Regions from separate parts of the Homo sapiens genome. Here all the other regions are linked to region 5. A link is a contact called in ENCODE Hi-C or POLR2A ChIA-PET data. All regions are on one chromosome and are shown on one strand. The core of a region is the stretch at or near the end of the contact, and the rest is flanking DNA. Distances in the headings are between cores, read along the strand shown.

The links. A loop is a pair of places that touch in the nucleus more often than their neighbours do. ChIA-PET counts read pairs that join two places held with the same protein, here RNA polymerase II (POLR2A). Pooled maps may share reads with other maps.
Region 1: a loop to region 5 is called in a pooled map, with 13 times the contacts of the local background. The contact joins the promoter of GYS1 here to the promoter of NAPA in region 5. A Hi-C loop is called at or near these places in 5 of 50 pooled maps. POLR2A ChIA-PET finds 5 or more read pairs at or near these places in 2 of 52 experiments (HEK293T and RWPE1).
Region 2: a pooled map shows a loop between it and region 5 (9-fold over the local background). The contact joins the promoter of IRF2BP1 here to the promoter of NAPA in region 5. A Hi-C loop is called at or near these places in 1 of 37 single-sample maps with no recorded cell type and 7 of 50 pooled maps. POLR2A ChIA-PET finds 5 or more read pairs at or near these places in 1 of 52 experiments (CD4-positive, alpha-beta T cell).
Region 3: a loop to region 5 is called in a pooled map, with 11 times the contacts of the local background. The contact joins the promoter of ALDH16A1 here to the promoter of NAPA in region 5. A Hi-C loop is called at or near these places in 1 of 37 single-sample maps with no recorded cell type and 2 of 50 pooled maps. POLR2A ChIA-PET finds 5 or more read pairs at or near these places in 1 of 52 experiments (GM12878).
Region 4: a loop to region 5 is called in a map with no recorded cell type, with 12 times the contacts of the local background. The contact joins the promoter of CD37 here to the promoter of NAPA in region 5. A Hi-C loop is called at or near these places in 2 of 37 single-sample maps with no recorded cell type and 3 of 50 pooled maps.

What each region holds. Positions count from the first base shown.
Region 1 is chr19:48,991,923-48,994,622 of GRCh38, reverse strand. GYS1 (glycogen synthase 1) reads left to right here and starts at 1,314. Exons shown (of 16, transcript NM_002103.5): 1 at 1,314-1,628. The coding sequence starts at 1,511. It overlaps RUVBL2 (RuvB like AAA ATPase 2), which reads right to left and starts at 736. Exons shown (of 15, transcript NM_006666.3): 1 at 700-736. The coding sequence starts at 711. RefSeq lists enhancers at 838-927, 1,618-1,757 and a silencer at 1,048-1,407.
Region 2 is chr19:45,884,852-45,887,551 of GRCh38, reverse strand. It overlaps IRF2BP1 (interferon regulatory factor 2 binding protein 1), which reads left to right and starts at 1,411. Exons shown (of 1, transcript NM_015649.3): 1 at 1,411-2,700. The coding sequence starts at 1,778. RefSeq lists enhancers at 587-636, 697-936, 1,087-1,236 and silencers at 1,397-1,876, 1,917-2,156.
Region 3 is chr19:49,451,975-49,454,674 of GRCh38, reverse strand. ALDH16A1 (aldehyde dehydrogenase 16 family member A1) reads right to left here and starts at 1,450. Exons shown (of 17, transcript NM_153329.4): 1 at 1,254-1,450. The coding sequence starts at 1,343. RefSeq lists enhancers at 1-857, 2,591-2,640, 2,651-2,700, 2,555-2,700.
Region 4 is chr19:49,334,156-49,336,855 of GRCh38, reverse strand. CD37 (CD37 molecule) reads right to left here and starts at 1,450. Exons shown (of 8, transcript NM_001774.3): 1 at 1,247-1,450; 2 at 1,070-1,142. The coding sequence starts at 1,315. It also overlaps a transcript of SLC6A16 not described here. RefSeq lists enhancers at 1,220-1,339, 1,830-1,899.
Region 5 is chr19:47,513,780-47,516,479 of GRCh38, reverse strand. NAPA (NSF attachment protein alpha) reads left to right here and starts at 1,417. Exons shown (of 11, transcript NM_003827.4): 1 at 1,417-1,637. The coding sequence starts at 1,540. RefSeq lists an enhancer at 769-1,038 and a silencer at 1,129-1,468.

The sequences.
Region 1 (2,700 bases), core at 65-2,564, 1.5 Mb before region 5:
TGAGCAGGTGCCAGGCCAAGTTTCCTGGCCTCTCCTTCATTCACATGTATTCATTCATTCAAATATTCAAGTGATAATTTATTGAGCATTTACACTGAGACGTAGCCCGTGTGAAATACTGGAAATATGAAAATGGCCAAAACGGTAGCATGACAAGATCCCGATTTCTGGGTCCCTAATCCTTCAGTCCTCTCCACTAAGACTCTCTTGTTCCTCGACAATTTCTTCCCACTAAAGGCTCACTAGGCGCCCTCGCGCTCTCAGACACACTGAACAGGTACCTGCCTGTGCTTCCAGCTTGGAACTCAAGTGCCATTGGCACCACTAACAATCCAAGGCTCCCAAATGGCTCGAAGCGCAAGGTCCTACAACCCTCCTCATCACACACTGGCGCCAAGGACTGCGGAACCGGCCGTTGCGCCAAGATGATTTTGAAAGTTGGAGTTCCTATAGCATGATGGGGCCAGACCCGAGATTCTGGGATCCCAGCCCCCTCCCCGCCTCAGATCCAGAAGTCCAGCCCCCATGTCCCCTTCTCCCCCAGATCTGGGTGGCCGAGCTTCCTCCTCTTTCAGACCCAGGAGTCTGAACCCCCAGATCCCCCCTCCCTCAGACCCAGGAGTCAGGGCCTCCAGCATCCTCCTCTCTCAAACTCGAGACTGCTAGCTCGCTCCTCACCCTCCATGCACCCACACTTACAACGGTTGCCATGATGCTCACCAACTGCCAGAGTCCTAGCGGAAACGGAAACGCGCGAGGAGCGAGATGTTCTGGCTCCTCTAGGCTAGCTGGTTCTTCAAAGATCTCGATGGTTCCTCATAAATATGTAAATATTGTGGGGGCGTGGCGGGACTTTATGCCCCGCCCTCCCACCGAGGCTGCGCTGGAAGACGGGCGTCCGGAACTCCTGGGTCCATTCCCAATGTCTCCTGGCTCCTCCTCCTTTTGCTCAGCCCCACCACCGCCCCGCTCAGGCCGATTGCAAAATTCTTAGCTGTTCTTTGAGTAACCACACGTCCTCCACGCTCCTTTCCTCTTTATCCCACCCTCCTCCTCCTCCCCACTTTGAGGCCTCCAGCTCCAGATTGACAGAGCTGAAGGCCACTCGTTTCCGTAAAGCGCAGCGGCAAGCTCCGCCCCCTGGAGGTCTCACGGCCGAGGCGGGGCCGGGACACAGCGACTCCAACCCGTTCCACCAATGAGGACACGCGGAAATCCCCGCCCCCGGGCGTGGGCCAATGGCGCTGGCTGGGGGGGGCGGCCACCGCCTCCTGGCGGCTGCGAGGTTTCACTGCAGGGGCGCCAGTGGGCTCAGTGACGCTGCGGCCTCCTTCTGCCTAGGTCCCAACGCTTCGGGGCAGGGGTGCGGTCTTGCAATAGGAAGCCGAGCGTCTTGCAAGCTTCCCGTCGGGCACCAGCTACTCGGCCCCGCACCCTACCTGGTGCATTCCCTAGACACCTCCGGGGTCCCTACCTGGAGATCCCCGGAGCCCCCCTTCCTGCGCCAGCCATGCCTTTAAACCGCACTTTGTCCATGTCCTCACTGCCAGGACTGGAGGACTGGGAGGATGAATTCGACCTGGAGAACGCAGTGCTCTTCGAAGTGGCCTGGGAGGTGGCTAACAAGGGTGAGCACGCCAGGCGTCGGGGCCCTTGACGAGAAGGACAGTAGTGGATGGGGGCCCGGAACTCTGAGTTGTAGGAGGACGGGGCTACTAGGGGAACCCTTGTGACCTGGGCAAGGAGGCTGTGTCCTTGAGGAGGGGCTGGGAAGCCGGAGGTGGGTGGGAGAGGGATGGTTCGTTTGACTTAAGATGAAAGGAGGCTGGAAGCCCGGGTTCTGGGTCCTAGGGAAGAGGGCGCTAAAATGAGACTCCTAGGTCCTGGAGGCAGGCTTCCGAGAGACTAGATACCTGGGTCCTGAACAGGGAAGGGGATGGGGGGATGGGATTTCTGCGTGCAAACCTGGGAAGCTGCCGGGGTTTCAGACCTATGACCCTAACAGCATGGTCTAGGGGATAAAACTCCAGATTTGAGAGAGAGCTGACTGGGAGATAGGAGGCCTGAGCGGCGGTGGGAGGACCTGAGGATCTGGCTGCTTAAGAATAAAGATGGGACGGGCTGGAGACTGTAATGAATGCCTGGGCTTTGAAGGAGCTGAGGGCCTGAGCTATTAGTTCCTAGGAGTAGAGGAGCCCATGGCCTGGGACACATGCGTACTGGAATAGGGGAAGGCTGGGAAGTCCTAAGTTAGTCAGAGGCTGGGCCCTAGGATGGGAGGGGCTAGGAGCCTGCATTTCTGTGTCTTGGGCTTCAGAAAGCTGAGGTTCTGGCCTTGGAGAAGGCTGGGGCTGAAATCCCCAGGAACAAGCCAATCTCACACCTCAAAGAGCAGGGTCTGGGGGGTTGCTTTGCTGGGTCTTGGAGGAGAAAGGGACTGTGTCTCCCAGGAGGAGAGGGGGCCCGTGAACACCCAGCCGGGTATCGCCAGGGCCTGGGCTCCAGGATGGGAGGAGGCTGGGGGCTGGGGCTCCTGGGTCTGGGATAGGGTCATGGGAGAGGCAGAGCCCTGCATGCTGGTGTCCCTAGTCAGGGAGAGGAAATTGGGAGGCAGGTCAGCAAGGTCCCTGGGGGCAGGGAATGACCATGCAGGCTTCTCTTGGGCAATGGTGAGAAGCTGGATTGGCCATGAGGGGGTCT
Region 2 (2,700 bases), core at 162-2,661, 1.6 Mb after region 5:
GACGCAATCATGGTTCACTGTAGCCTGTTATCTCCAGGCTCAAGCAATCCTCCCACTTCAGCCTGATAAATCTTTTTTTTAAGGGAGAAAAGTGTTCAAATACAGGTAGTAGACAAAATTGTGAAACCATTTTAAAATTGTGAGGTCTGGGTAACAGAATCAGAGCTGCTGCGGTTCCAGTGGGACGGGAGGAGAAGGGACAAGCAGCCCCTCACTAGACAAAACCAGGGCCAACTGGTACGTCATTCAAATATTTTTGAGCACCTAACACGGACCCAGGCCTAGAGAAAGGGGCTGTTGTGGGTTGGAACCTGGAGACCCGCCTCCGCCCTTCCCCAAAGACAGCCTCGTCCAGTTCCCAATGCCTGGGAAAGAAGAAGGGTCCTCACAGCCTGATTGGGCCTTCCAGGTAGTGAGCGCTCAAGGTTGGGGAAAGGTTGGTCTGGTGTTTGCCCTTCCCCAGCAACTCCCTCCTCTTGCCCGTCACTTCTTAACCCCTTACTCTTCCCTCAAACTGGGGAGCAACAGAAGATAAGGGTCCCCCAAACGCCACGCTCCGAATGCACGTAAAGAGCCCCCAGAAAAGTGGGGGGGCGGGGGGTAGCCGGGAAAGTAGCGTGAATCTGGAAGGCCTCCCCAAACCTCCCAGAGGGCGGAAGTGCGTCACTATGTCCGACCCGCAGTGCATTTTGGGAATTGTAGTGAAGCGGGTGGGGGACGCCGAGCCCCCGATGGTGTAACCCTTTAGAGACCAGAGCGCGCGGGCAGAGCTGGGACAGGGTTAGAGGGCGGCCAGTCGCCCCACTCTTTTAGCAGAGAAACAACTGAGACAAGGCTCTGGCTCGGAAGCCCTTAGTCCTCTCCCTTCTCTGGCTGTGGCGGGCCCCAGAAGCATATATCTAGGATTCCGGGGGGAGGACGAAGTGCCAGGTGGCCACCCCCACCCCCACCTAGTTGCCAGCTTCCCGTCCCTGCTCTGAAGCCAATCAGGGCTTCTCCGCCCCGCCCCAGAAGCTGCTACTTTCCTAATCCGTCATTGGCCCACCTTTGCTGGGCGGGGAAACTGAGGTTCAGAGAGGGCAAGACATTTTGCCTAAAGCTGCACAGCAAATCCGAGCAGAAGTTGGAAGCCCGGAAGCCTGTCCACCCACCCCCACAATTTCTGAATCCGGAGTAGCTCTGATCATTTGTATTGCATCCTCGCCTACCACCTTTGTGTCCCAGCATCTTGCGGCGCGCTGAACTCCGGCCCCACGGAGAAGGTTGTAAGGTTTGCGCCGGCAGAGGCGACAACCCCCCCAGCCCGCGTCTGCCCGCCGTTCCCTTTAAGAGCCGGCCCCGGCGGGACTACGTTTCCCAGAAGGCTTTGCAGGCGTGTTATGTAACTTTCCCTGCGAAGCGGCCTCTGGGGCAGAAGAAGGAGGTGGAGGCGGCGGCGGCCGTTGCAGCGGCGGCGGCGAGAGCGGCGGGAGCCCGAGGCGGCGGCGCTCGCGGCCCATCGTGGGGCCCGAGCTGTGCGCCTCGGCTCGGAGCCCGGACCGGGCGGGGGCGCCGACGTGCCTCAGCCTGCCTTCGCGAGGGAGGCGGGAGTGAGCAGAAAGGCTTAGGGCCCAGGGGGCGGGGAAGGGGGGCCGGGCCTGGATCCGGCGGGGAGGCCGAGCCGGAGGCCGGACCGTGGCTCGCGCTGTCCCCGGGACGCGGATCGAACGTTGGCGGCGCGGATCGCACGTCGGCGGCCGGTGGAACGCGGGAGCTGGGCGGCGCGCGGACTGGGGCCATGGCGTCTGTGCAGGCGTCCCGCCGCCAGTGGTGCTACCTGTGCGACCTGCCCAAGATGCCGTGGGCCATGGTGTGGGACTTCAGCGAGGCCGTGTGTCGCGGCTGCGTGAACTTCGAGGGCGCGGACCGCATCGAACTGCTCATCGATGCCGCCCGCCAGCTCAAGCGCAGCCACGTGCTCCCCGAGGGCCGCTCGCCCGGGCCCCCGGCCCTTAAGCACCCGGCCACCAAGGACCTGGCGGCGGCAGCCGCACAGGGGCCCCAGCTGCCGCCCCCGCAGGCCCAGCCCCAGCCGTCAGGGACCGGCGGCGGCGTGTCGGGCCAGGACCGCTATGACAGGGCCACATCATCAGGCCGCCTCCCCCTGCCCTCGCCCGCCCTGGAGTACACTCTGGGGTCCCGCCTGGCCAATGGGCTGGGCCGTGAGGAGGCCGTGGCTGAGGGGGCGCGAAGGGCCTTGCTTGGCTCCATGCCTGGCTTGATGCCCCCTGGGCTGCTGGCAGCTGCAGTGTCTGGCCTGGGAAGCCGAGGCCTGACGCTGGCACCCGGCTTGAGTCCTGCCCGTCCCCTCTTCGGCTCCGATTTCGAGAAAGAGAAGCAGCAGAGGAATGCGGACTGTCTGGCAGAACTGAACGAGGCCATGCGAGGCCGGGCAGAGGAATGGCACGGGCGCCCCAAAGCAGTGCGGGAACAGCTACTGGCGCTGTCCGCCTGCGCCCCGTTCAATGTGCGCTTCAAGAAGGATCACGGGCTGGTGGGGCGAGTGTTCGCCTTCGATGCTACTGCCCGTCCTCCAGGATACGAGTTCGAGCTGAAGCTCTTCACCGAATACCCCTGTGGTTCCGGCAATGTGTACGCCGGCGTCCTGGCAGTGGCTCGCCAGATGTTCCACGATGCTCTGCGGGAGCCGGGCAAGGCACT
Region 3 (2,700 bases), core at 201-2,700, 1.9 Mb before region 5:
GCCCTCCCCCTCAAAGAAGCCTAAGCTCCTTTCGCCTGGGTGCTGGGGGACCCTGGGGGATCATGAGAGCCCCGTGAAGGAATTCTGAGAGTGCCTGGGGAAACGACAGAAAGTTTGAGGTGCCCTACTCATTTGCAGGAACCCCACGAGGGTTCTGGGGGCCTCTGAGGGGTCATGGGAGTCCTAGGGAGGTTCTGAGGACCCCCAGGGGATCATGGGACCCTCACGAGGACTTCAGGGGTTCCTGAACAATCATGGGAACCCTATGGGACATTCTGAGAGCTAGAGAGATCATAGGAGCCCCGTGAGGGTATTGTGAGGGGCCATAAGTAATTACAGGAAGTCCTGATGTGGCTGGGTGCAGTAGCTCACGCCTGTAATCCCAGCACTTTGGGAAGTCGAGGTGGGTGGATCACTTGAGGCCAGGAGTTCGAGACCAGCCTGGCCAACATGCTGAAACCTTGTCTCTAGAAAAAGTACAAATATTAGCTGAGAGTGGTGGCGCGCGTCTCTGGTCCCAGTTACTTGGGGGGCTGAGGTGAGAGGATGGCTTGAGCCCAGGAGGTTGAGGCTGCAGTGGTGTGATAGCGCCAGTGCACTTCAGTTTGGGCGACAGAGTGAGACCCTGGCTCAAAAAAAAAAACAAAAAAAAAACCCAACCCAAACCGGAAGTCCTGATGTATTCTAGGCTCCTGAGAGTTCCGATGAGGTCACATGAACCCCACGAGTATTGAGGGGTCCTATGGGATCACGGGGGCTCCATGGAAGTTCTGAAGGTCTCTGGGTAATCAAAGGGATGAAGGGAGTCCCTCAGGAGGTCTGGGGTGCTCTGGAGGCCCATGGAAGCCATAGGATGTTTTGAAGAGTCGTGGAAAGACAATGGGGGTTGTGGGTCACTGGAGCCTCACAGGAATCCTAAGGGGTCTGGTGGGTGGCGTCAGGTTCTGAGGGGACCCTGAGGAATCACGAGAGCGTCTAGAGGAGTTCAGGAAAACCGCGGAAACACTACGAGGAGTTCAGGATCAAGGGGCAAGAGAACCAGTGGGGAAGACCGGAACAGACTAAAAGGCTGCCACCGCCAAGGCTCAAGGGAGCGTCCTACAGGGCGCGATCCTATTGGGCGGCGGGAATCACGGGGACTAAGAGAGGCGGAGCGGCTGAGCTACCGCAGTGGATGACGGGACTCCCCGCGAAAAACCGGGCGCCCAGGCCTGGGGAACGCAGCGAGCAGCGCCGGCCGGGCAGACTCTCACCAGTGCGCATGCGTGGCTCTCCGGCACCGGTCCGTACTCCAGCGAGGTGAAGATCTCGCGGGCGCGGGGCCCTGCACGCGTCGCAGCCATCGCCTACCCCGAACGCTTTCCGCGAAGACTGCGGGGCGCTCTGTGTTAAGGGGAACCTTGAGGTCCGAAGAGCGACACCTCCGGTTCCAGCCCAAAGGGGCGGGGCTAATGGGAATGGGGTGGGGCTACAAGATACAGAGAGCAGCCACGCCCACACTTTTTCCTTAGGACCCGATGGCCCCGCCTACGTCCCCCACGGGGAAGCGTATTTAGGAGCATGCGCACTGCTTAAAACGGGGAGGAAGGGGAGACGGCGATGTGGGTACTTTGCGAATAGTTAGGAGGGCTCCGGATTTATGAGGATCGGCGTGGCCGGGCACGATGGCTCTTGGCTGTAATCCCAGCACTTCGGGAGGCCGAGGCGGGCGGATCACCTAAGGTCGGGAGTTCGAGACCAGCCTGACCAATTTGGTGAAACCCCGTCTCTACTAAAAATACAAGCATTAGCCGAGCTGTGGTGGTGCGCGCCTGTAATCTCAGCTACTCAAGAGGCTGAGGCGGGAGAATCACTTGAACCCAGAAGGTGTACGTTTCAGTGAGCCGAGATCGCGCCACTGCACTCCAGCCTGGGTGGCAAAGGGAGACTGTGTCTAAAAAAAAAATAGTAATAAAAAAAAAGGGTCGTCCTATTGATGCGTCTTCCCAGTGCCTTGTTTTATAGTAGCAGGAAGTGCAGGTTTTGTTTTACCTTTTATTTTCTTGAGACAGGGTCTCCCTCTGTCGCCCAGGGCTGGAGTGCAGTGGTCCGATCACGGCTTACTGTCGCCTCGACTTTTCAGGTTTAAACATTACTCCTGCGTCAGCCTGCACAGTAGCTGGGACTACAGGCAGGTGCCATCAAGCCTGGCTAATTTTTTTTTTTTTTTTTTTTTTGGTAGAGACAGGATCTTGCTATGTTGCTCAGGCTGGTCTCGAACTCCTGGGCTCAAGCGATCCTCCTACCTCGGCCTCCCAGCCTCAAAGTGCAGCTTTTCTAATTATATTGACTAGAGGTCTAGATCTAGATCTAGACCTGGCGGGTCTAGATCTGGACGTATTAGGATCTAGAGCTGGCAGGAAGTGATAATTCAAAGATAAAAAGGGTACCTTTTAGGATGGACATTGAGATTAAGGTTTGGAAAATGCAACCTTCACTGCAAAGTAAGGGGGCCAGTTTTGGTTGTGGAAAGAGTGGAAGTCTGGCGCTTTTTTTTTTTTTTTAAGAGATGGGGTGTGGGACGTTATCTCATTGTATTGCCCAAGCTGGTTTCGAACTCCTGGCCTCAAGCGATCCTCTTGCCCTGGCCTTCCAAAGTGCTGGGACTACCGGTAGGAGCCACAGCGCCCAGCCGGAAGTGTGGCTTTCATAGATACAGGA
Region 4 (2,700 bases), core at 201-2,700, 1.8 Mb before region 5:
CCCATTTCCCACCTAGGCAGCCACCCAAGTGGGGAGCAGTATCTTGGTGCCCCTCTCTCTGGGACTCTGTCCCTGCCCCACCCTGAGTCCCTGTTTCCTTCTGAAACTTTCTCTTCTTTCTGGGCCTGTTTCCCGTCCCTGGATCTCTGTCTCTCTTCCTCTTACCCTCTCCTTCCTCCTTCAGCTCCTCCTCGTCCCCAGTAGTTTCAGCCCTATCACTTGTTCTGTGACATTGGCTTGGCTCCTTAAACCTCCCTGAGGCATAGGAGATGATATCTATTTCTTAGGGTTTTTTTTTGAGTTGGAGCCTCGCTCTGTCCCCCAGGCTGGAGTGCAGTGATGTGATCTCGGCTCACTGCAACCTCTGCCTCCCAGGTTCAAGTGATTCTCCTGCCTCAGCCTCCCTAGTAGCTGCGACTACAGGCATGTGCCACCATGCCTGGCTAACGTTTTGTATTTTTGAGTAGAGACAGGGTTTCACCATGTTGGCCAGGCTATTCTCGAACTCCTGACCTCAAGTGATCCACCTGCCTCGGCTTCCCAAAGTGCTGGAATTACAGGTGTGAGCCACCGCGCCCGGCCCCTAGGGTCATTTTGAGAGACACATGAGGACATGTGTTCAACCCAGTCCTCAACACAGGGCAAAGACTTCTTAAATATGAGCGTTTAGGGTTATATTTCATTATTATTTAGGGTCATACTTCATTATTATTTTCCTATTATTAATGTTATTTTGGCTCTTTTACGTCCTTGCTGTATGACATCCATCAAGGGGCTTCCCCTCTCTGAACCTCAAGCGAGGGGAAGGTTTGTGGGGGCATCTGACCAGCCACAAGTCCCGACAGATAGGAAGTGCTTGAGAAATGGCTCTCATGATCATTGTTGTTTGTATGCACAACCCCATTTGCCGGAAGAAGACTCAGGCTCCAAGAAGCCTCCGGTGAGCAGTGGATGGGAGCCTGTAGCCTGCCTGCAGAGTAGGGCACCGTAGGTCTCCCTGAGACAAGGGAGACCCCAGGAAGTTGCTTGGGTTGGGGGAGGCCCTCCCACCTGCCCCAGCCCCCCTCACCCACAAAGGACACGAAGCTGGTCTTGTCAATGAGGATCCAGATGCCGAAGCAGAAGATCAGGCTGCCGAGGACCTGGGGAGAGGAGATGCGGATACGGGGGTGGGCCACAGGGGAAGATGAGGGCTGGGTTAGCGGCAGGGGCTGGGCCCCGGCTGGGTAGCCATGAGGCAACTCACGAAGAAGAAGAGGTTGAAAACGAAGAGGAAGTACTTGATGAGGCTGAGGCAGCTCTCCTGGGCTGACATCTTCACCTAGTGGGGTAAGCGGTCCACTCACCACACAGAAGAGGTGCTGACAGTGGGGGAGACAGGGAGAAAGAAAGAGGCTGAGAGAGAAAGAGAGACGGAGAGCTGAGAGAGAAAGGAAGAACCCCAAAAGAGGAAGTTCCAGGGGTGGGGCTCCACCCACTCCCGCTTCATGTAAGGTGGCTTTCTGTCTCTCTCTCTGTCCCTGTCTCCCTCACCTGCTCCACTGGGACACATGCTCTGGTACCTGAGGGGCCTTGGAATTTGTGGGCACCAAGGACTCATGGGGCAGTCCCTCCCAGGTCTCCATGTCTCAGGCGCTGGGGGATCTAAAGGGACCCCTGATCTACTGGAACCCACCTCTGGGCATGGGGACCTCAGGGCTGACCCTGGACAGCAGCTGACCTCACAGACACTCTGACCTCATGGCCTGCTAAGCTCTCCCATCTCTGCATCCAGCTGTGTCTCCCATTTCCTGCCCTGGGTCTCTTGTTCCTCCTCTCTGGGTCTTTGTCCCCACCTTCCTGCTACTCCCCATCTCTGTCCCCTTATCTCAGCAGAGTCTCTCCCTCCTCTGGGTCTCTGTCCTCCTGCCTCCTGGGGTCTCTATCCTCCCTCTCTCTGTGTTTCTTTATTTTATTTATATATTTGTTTCTTTTTGAGACAGGGTCTCACTTTTCACCCAGGCTGGAGTACGGTGGGGAAAACAGCTCACTGTAGCCTGGGCTCAAGCTATCCTCCCACCTCTGCCTTCTGAGTAGCTGGGATTACAGGTGCACACTACCATGCCTGGCTAATTTTTGTATTTTTTGTAGAAATGGGGTCTTGCTATGGAGTGGGAGTGTTGTATTTTTTATATTTAATTAAAAAAAAACAGAGATAGGGTCTCACTAGGTTGCCCAGGCTGGTCTGGAACTCCTGGACTCAAGCGACCCTCCTGCCTTGGCCTCCCAAAGTGTTGGGATTACAGGCGTGAGCCACTGTGCCTGGCCTCTCTCTGCTTCTGGCCCCTTCTTTGGGTCCTTCCTCCTTTCTCTCTTCATCTCTCTTTTGTTTTTGTTTTTGAGACAGGGTCGCCCAGGCTGGAATGCAGTAGTGCGATCATAGCTCACTGCAGCCCCAACCTTCCCAGGCTCGAGCAATCCTTGCACCTCAGCCTCCCAAGTAGCTGGGACTACAGGTGCACACCACCATGCCTGGCTAATTTTCTTCATTTTTTGTAGAGATGGGAGTCTCACTGTGTTGCCTAGGCTGGTCTCAAATTTCTGGGCTCAAGTGATCCTCCTGCCTTGGCCTCCTAAAGTGCTGGGATTATGGGCGTGAGCCACTGTGCCCAGCCTGTCTTCTTTTCTCTGTCTCCCCCTTCCCCACTTGTTTTTGTGCCT
Region 5 (2,700 bases), core at 168-2,667:
TTTATGTTTGGGATTATAATCCAATACTACTTTATTTTGATGCTCAAATTGTTCCAGCTTTGGCCATTGGGAGTTCTTTCAGTTGGCTCCTTTGGCATACCCCCTAATTTTGTGTGTGAGCACACGTGTGGAATACTTCCTTCCTTTCTGGCACTACAAAGTTATACTGAGGTGAGCTATGATTGTGCTGCTGCACTCCAGCCTGGGCGACAGACCGAGACCCTGTCTCCAAAACCAACAACCCAAAGAGTGAGACCCTGTCTCAGAAACCAGCAACTCAATTTTCTGGGACAGCAGGAGGTGTGTTTGAGCCTAAACTTTTTTTTTTAGAGACAGAGTCTTGCTATGTTGCCCAAGGCGGGACTTGAACTAGACTCAAACTCCTGGGCCCAAGCGATCCTCTCGCCTCCCGAGTAGCTGGGATTATAGGCACGAGACACCGCGCCCATCTTCGAATCTGAATTTTTTTTTAACACGCTCTCTTCAGCTATTTTTTTTTTTTTTCTGAGACTAAGTCTCACTCTGTCGCCCAGGCTGGAGTGCAGTGGCACGATCTCGGCCCGTTGCAACCTCCACCTCCCCGGTTCAAGCGATTCTCCTCTCTCAGCCTCCTCAGTAGCTGGGATTACAGGAGTGTGCCACCACACCCGGTTAATATTTGTATTTTAGTAGAGCGGGGTTTCGCCATGTTGGCCGGGCTGGTCTCAAACTCATGACCTCAAGTGATCCGCCCGCCTCGGCCTCCCAAAGTGCTGGGATTACAGGCGTAAGCCACCGTGCCCGGCCCTCTTCAGCTATTTTTTATGAAACCAGAGTTAGAGAACCTCTTAAGTTTTTGTTTGCAGTCTCTCTTCACCGGTCTCCCCAAAGCAGTTCTAGTACTGGCCGACAGAGGGAGCAAGAAAAAGCAGAACGGTTTCCTTTTCCCACAAACGCCTTTCCAAGTGAAGAAACCGGCGAGACCAGCCGCGGGGGCGGGACTAAGTTCTGCGCAGAACTGTCAAACCCGGGCGTGGGCCCCGAGCTGTCACGTGAGTGTCTGCGGTCAGCTGACTGTGCCAGAGTTCCGCGGGGAGGGCGAGTGGGGGACCCCCCGCCCCAGCGCGAGCCGAGGGCTCCTGCTGATTGGTGGAGGAGGATCCAGCAGCAACACCGTGGGGCGGGGCCTCGGCGGGGGGTACTGCCATTGCCTTCCACAGGGTCACGTGGGAGGTGAGGTACAGAGCGCTGGGGAGAGAGTGGAGCGCCGTTCGCCGGTATGTGCGCATGCGTTGAGGTCTCTTGACGCCGATTGGGGGGTCACGAGTCACGGGCGGCGTGCGGCGGCTGGTGGGGGCGTGTCCGGCGGAGCGGGCGCGGCGTTACGAGGCCGCTGGTTGGCCAGCGCTAGTCACGTGGTTCCTGGCCGCAAGCGACGCGCGCCGGTGCGACGTCAACGCAGCCGGGCGAGTTTTACCGATCTGTGTTCCGCGGCCCGGCCGCGGCTGAGTCTTCCCAGGGTCAGGGTCAGGCGCTTTGCTGAGTCCCTTTGTGGCCGCCATGGACAATTCCGGGAAGGAAGCGGAGGCGATGGCGCTGTTGGCCGAGGCGGAGCGCAAAGTGAAGAACTCGCAGTCCTTCTTCTCTGGCCTCTTTGGGTGAGAACCGGGCTGAGGGGTCGGCCGGGACCTAGGCTGAGAGGACGAAGGAGTCACGCTCGGAGGTGGCGGGTTAGGGCACGCAGAGCTCGGGCCGAGGGGACGGAGAGGAACCTGCAATAAGGTGACATGGCCTGAGGCGGCAGAGGGGACGCAGGCTGAGGGCCAAGAGCCTGGGCCGGGGCAACACGGTTTGAGGAGAGACGGTCTGACATGGCGGAAGGGATTTGGGCTGAGGACACACGGACCGAGGCGACACTATCTTGAGGCGAGGAAGGGGACCCAGGCCGAAGACAGGCCAGCGGGCGGGGGAGAACCTGGACCGAGGGAGTACGTCCTGAAGCCTTGGAGGGGACCGGCCTGGGGGGACGGAGGGAGTCCGGGAGAGAAGCCAGGTCCAGAGGCTTTTCGGAGCTCTAGGGGAGTCTGTTTGAAGGCTCTCAGGCGGCAGTGATGGGGCCTGGGGCTGAGGACGCCTGCCCGAGGGACTGACCTTTTCAACCCCTGGAGCAGTGGATTTGCGTGGGCCCTGGGCGGTGAGGGTGAAGGCTGAAGGGGGCTGACACCAGGCAGAGGGGCTCAGGGCTAGATGATCCTAGGAGCGGTGAGCCGCGTCTGAAGTGTGGGGGGTGCATGGGGTGAGTACGGCCCTGGTTAGCAGTGACTAGTTTAAGGACAGCTGAACGGAGGAACCCGGGATGATGGAGTCAAGACTGTGGAGGTCTCAGCACTTTGGGAGGCCGAGGTGGGCAGATTATCTGAGGCGGGGAGTTCGAGACCAGCCTGGACAACATGGTGAAACCCCGTCTCTACTAAAAATACAAAAGTTATCTGGGCCTGGTGGCGGGTACCTGTAATCCCAGCTACTCGGGAGGCTGGGGCAGGAGAATCACTTGAACCCGGAGGTAGAGGTTGCAGTGAGCCGAGATCGAGCCACTGCACTACAGCCTGGGGGACAGAGCGAGACTCTGTCTCAAAAAAAAAAAAAAAAAAAAAGAAAGAAAGAAAGAAAAAAGCCTGAGGAGGCCTGGGTTGAGGCTGGAGACTCCTGGGTGGGGGAATG